Linked DNA regions of Homo sapiens: region 2 is linked to region 1. The links are chromatin loops, found by intact Hi-C in ENCODE. Cell type or tissue: CD4-positive, alpha-beta T cell. All regions are shown on one strand.

Evidence for each region. A loop is a pair of places that touch in the nucleus more often than their neighbours do. Peaks named below come from ENCODE experiments on the same cell type or tissue, not always from the same donor. Only the 100,000 strongest peaks of a DNase experiment are listed, where the experiment ranks them.
Region 2: it touches region 1 in a loop (5-fold over the local background); 11 of 110 quality-filtered maps call a loop at or near these places.

Annotation. Positions count from the first base shown.
Region 1 is chr6:119,076,613-119,079,112 of GRCh38, reverse strand. It overlaps FAM184A (family with sequence similarity 184 member A), which reads left to right and starts at 449. Exons shown (of 18, transcript NM_024581.6): 1 at 449-972. The coding sequence starts at 814. RefSeq lists a silencer at 256-575. In CD4-positive, alpha-beta T cell, a CTCF peak has its summit at 971; DNase peaks (open chromatin) are centred at 282, 1,062 and 2,272; H3K4me3 peaks cover 2,500 bases; H3K27ac peaks cover 1,521 bases.
Region 2 is chr6:118,929,473-118,931,972 of GRCh38, reverse strand. It overlaps MCM9 (minichromosome maintenance 9 homologous recombination repair factor), which reads left to right. Exons shown (of 14, transcript NM_017696.3): 3 at 235-553. The coding sequence starts at 250. Among named protein-coding and RNA genes, the nearest start is that of MCM9, 4.4 kb to the left of the region's middle. In CD4-positive, alpha-beta T cell, no CTCF peak of the experiment used is centred here; no DNase peak of the experiment used is centred here.

The sequences.
Region 1 (2,500 bases):
ATTGGGCTTGCCTCTCTTCTTGGGGAAGAGCCACTTCTTGGGGCCCTGCACACACGAGGACGCATGTGGAAAGGGTCTGTAAATCGACACCCGTTCTGCTAACCGAAGGTGATTACAGCACCGTCTTCTTGGGGATACTTTTTTTTTTTACGTCAGGCCTCACGCTCGCTGCACGGGGATCGCCGCCAGGGCTGGGCTGCTGGATCCCCGCCACACGGGGGAAGCACTGGCGGCACGATCCCGGATCGACCTCGCGAGGCGCCCGCACTGGCCGCGGGGCTGCGGGACTGGCGGCGGCGGCGGCGGCTGCGCGGGGCTGGGCGGGGCTTGGCTGCGGGGAAATGACGTCGCCGTCCCCGCGCGCGCCCTGGTAACGGCGGCTCCCGCGTCCTCCTCCATGTCCCCGCCTATCCCCGCCGCAGCCCGCCCCGTCTCCTCCTCCCTCCGCAGCCTCGCCGAGTCCTCGGTGCGGGCTGCGAGCGGGACCCGCGGAGCTGCGCTGTCCTCGACGCCTCCGCCAGGCGCGGGCCGAGGAGCCTCCAAGAGCTGGCCCGGCCCCCGGCCGCCGCCGCCCAACCCCGGGCATCTGCCCCGCGCCGTTGTCCCCGCGGCTTCGGGCCGGCGGGACCGCCCCGTCCCTTCCAGGGGTGACCCGGGGGTCGCGGGTGGGACGGCGCCTGCGGCCGAGTCTGGGGGGCGCCGGGTGTCGGGTCGGGAAGCGGCCGCCGCGACTCTTGCCTCCCGGGCGTCGTTGCTCCACGGGCCTGCCTCCACCCGCGGGGACAGGTGCCCCGGCTGGGGTCTGTTGGGAAGATGGCGACCCCGGGCATGAGCTGGCAGCAGCACTATTACGGCGGCTCGGCGGCCAAATTCGCGCCCTCGCCGGCCACCGCACAGCTGGCTGGGCACAGCATGGACTACAGCCAGGAGATGCACCTGAAAATGAGCAAGAAAATCGCCCAGCTCACCAAGGTAAGGGGGGCAGCGACGGGGCAGGTGGCGACCCCGTGCGGGCCGCGCCGGACTCACCTGTCTCCCCGGGAGGCAGTGCGCCCTGCGCCCGCAGCGAGGGGAACTCTACTCCTCCGCCGAAGCAACAGCCGGAGACACCTCCAAAACCCTGCAAACTTTGGTGGAACGCTGGCAACATGAATTTAAGCTAGACAGCACAGCGGCACGGTGCGCGTAAGGGACTTGCACCTCCTTGCCCTTTGGGGCTAAACCAGCACAGAACAAATTAGGATTTAGTTCCTTTATTTCACAATACTAAATCACTTTACTGTTGCTTCCATGCATCTGCCAGGGCTCCACGAGGCATCACACTACAGTACCATTTGAAGTACAGTACCGTATTTACCTAATATGACTCGGAATTAAACAGTATCTTACTGGTTACTCAGTTAAGGGAAGAATCAACTTTCAGAGGAATGTAGGAGGGTAAAACATACCTTGAGTGCCAATTTGGGGCATTTAATGAGTCATTCCTTATCCTGACAAAATGTCAAACAAGGCTTATTAGATGAATCTCACACTGTGCCTGCATCTAGTTCAATGTTTGTCTGTCGAAGGATAATTTTCAAAGAGCAGTTAGCTTTCACATTCGGCCACGTGTAGTTTAGGACTGTACCTAAATTAGTGAACTTTTTTTCTAATTTAATGTTGATAATGAGAAGGAATTGGTATCTGTGAAGCAAGAGCAATTCATATCTGTTATATTGCTCTGCTTAGAACTCACCAGCAATCTAGCAATACCTATCGGTAAGAAGTGATTTGTGGTGTCTGAAAGTTAAGAAAGATGATATACCTTAATGTGTTTAAGCTGTCTCCTAACAGCTTGTTAGGAGAGTTGGTATGCTGAAGAGAGATGGGCATCGTGGGGGTTACTGCTAGATAGCCTCTGAGTCTGACTCAACTGTAAAGTTCTCACATAATCCCATTGCTGGTTGGCACTTTTGAGAGAGTGAAGTAAGACATGAGATTCGGAAGAGAGGAAAGGAGGAAATAGGAGTGAAAAAAGGTTGAAAAGAGAATAAAAAGATTTTAGTGAAGAAATGTGATTGAGGATAGAAAAGATAACATAAAAGGACTACAAAATGAGAGCACAAATGGAAGAGCAAAAGAAAAGTTACAGGTACATAACAGTAAAACTCAACCAACGTCTTGTGAAGTTTTCTTTTTTGTCTTTTGTTTGATCTCAGCACTGTCTCAGAAATTGTTAGGTGTGCGGTGTTTTGTTTCCTTTTTTGTCAGAGTATTGCATTCAGAGAAAGGAAAATCTAAGAAGGAATGATAGTAGTGTATCATCAGAACATTTACACATTTGGAGTCTAAAAGCCAGGCTTCCTGCAGTAGTGTTTGATCTTCCGAATATTGATGTCCTGAATGAAGCACGTGAATATTTATTCTGATTTTCTCTTATGATGTGTCCATAACATCCACTGTTCTCATTTTAGATGTAACCCTCTAGAGCCCTACTGTAAGTAATAGGAAAACTCAGTAA
Region 2 (2,500 bases), 150 kb after region 1:
GATAATCAGTACCAACATAGTTCTTTGACTTACATTTGACTTCACTCATTTTTGAAGTACATGTACTGTGACTGTAACAGATAATTCAGATTTCATTAAGATTTGAATTCAGATATTATTTTGTGATTATAGTATGACCCAAAGCCAGTGTGATTTATAACCAATCGTTTTTGTTAAATTGTGTGTACATCTTGAGTATCAAATATATAATATGATCCTTTTTTTTTTCTTTAGTTACCTAGATTCAAGATGAATAGCGATCAAGTTACACTGGTTGGTCAAGTGTTTGAGTCATATGTTTCGGAATACCATAAGAATGATATTCTTCTAATCTTGAAGGAAAGGGATGAAGATGCTCATTACCCAGTTGTGGTTAATGCCATGACTCTGTTTGAGACCAACATGGAAATCGGGGAATATTTCAACATGTTCCCCAGTGAAGTGCTTACAATTTTTGATAGTGCACTGCGAAGGTCAGCCTTGACAATTCTCCAGTCCCTTTCTCAGCCTGAGGCTGTTTCCATGAAACAGAATCTTCATGCCAGGATATCAGGTAAATCACTTAAGGATTTTACTGCCATGCTATCTTCTAGAAAGATTTTGAGAAAATATACTAGATTTAGAACACTAAGAAATAATTGATATTTATACTTAAAATATATATCTGTTGTGTAGTTGATGGTCACTTCTTTTAGAGCAGAATAATAATTGTGTTCTGTGGGCATGAAGTATGAGTCTTGCCCACTGAGGGGAGGGAGAATGTGTGGAGACAGCAGTATACTTGTGTGTCTATATATTTCCACGTCTGTGTTTAAAAATGTAATTCAAAACAGCTTTATGAGCTTTTGTGGTTACTAACAATAAAGGAACTGGTAATACAAAGAATTAGAAAAGTGATAGATCTTGTCCAGGGATCTTCAGAACTATTTTAGGACATTAGTTATTTTTAAAGATCAGTATTAGCATTGTGCAGTCTACCTACCAGTTACTCGATACATTTTTGTTGAATGCATGACAGATAAAGCATCTTAATTGTTAAGAAACTGCAGTGGAGCAATCAGCAGCTTGGGGTGGCAAAGCTGTATCCTTGAATTCCTGCCTCTAGGAGTCCTTGCCCCTCACTTTCTGTTTTAAAAGTGATTTTTTAGTAGGATGGATAGAGTTGACTTAAGAATTTTAGGGAAAAGTGACACTATAGTGTAACAATTTTTATTTAGTTCATTGCATGGAAGTAATTTCTTGGAAGGCATAGTGTGGCGAAAGAGAAGAATTGGATTTAAAGGCTACACGCCTAACCTGGGAGACTTAGTAAGTTATTTTATCTCACTGAGCCTCAGTTTCTTCACTTGCAAACCACTTCTAGAGTCCCTGTCAACCCCCTAATTAAAACAAAATTTAACTATGCCATTATTGTATAAATTAATAAAGGCTGGTACAAATTAATTCTATTTACATGAAAGAAAGATTTGGTAAAATTAAAAGCAGGTCCAGAATATTGAGGGCAGTCTGTGATTAAGTTGGAGAACATACATACCCTTTTGTTTAAAAATAAATATTTAGCAGCCGGGCGCGGTGGCTCACGCCTGTAATCCCAGCACTTTGGGAGGCCAAGGCGGGCAGATCGCAAGGTCAGGAAATCGAGACCATCCTGGCTAACACGGTGAAACCCCGTCTCTACAAAAAATACAAAAAAAATTAGCCGGGCATGGTGGCGGGCGCCTGTAGTCCCAGCTACTCAGAAGGCTGAGGCAGGAGAATGGTGTGAACCCAGGAGGCGGAGCTTGCAGTGAGCCGAGATCGCGCCATTGCACTCCAGCCTGGGCAACAGAGCGAGACTCCGTCTCAAAAAATAAAATAAAATAAAATAAATAAATAAATAAATAAATATTTACCTTATAGTACATTTGAGAAGAGTGGTGATTTATAATCAATAAGAATGCTTCCTGAATTCCAAAAAGGTTTGGAGTCACTATAGTAGAACTTCTTGGAGGCAAGTTAAGATTCCCAAAAAGACCAAATACTTAATTTAAATGAAAAATATTGTCTGCAGTTACACTTGCTAGGATAAATTATGAAGAGTATTAATCATTATGCATCAGGGTACTAGATAATCTCTTGATGGGATCAAGAAAAAGGGTCCCCCCCATCAGCCTTTTTTAAAAATTAGAGATGGAGTCTCACTCTGTTACCCGGGCTGGTATTAAACTCCCAAGCTCAAGTGATCCTCCTCCTCTGGCCTCCCAAAGTGTTGGGATTATAGATGTGAGCCATCGTGTCTGGCCAATGTTTCCTATTAATAAGTTTGCAAAAGGATTATTAAGGGGGACTTTAGTTAATGTTGTCGAAATGCTATTTAGGAAATAGTTTTAGGCTGCCATTATTTTCAGATACCTTTCCATACTGAGTTTAAGTAATACAATCCTGTCTGCCTAAGTGACCCTATCAGTTTCAGGTGAATTTAGCTTATTTTTTCAATTCTCTGAAAAAGTAAGTTACAAAT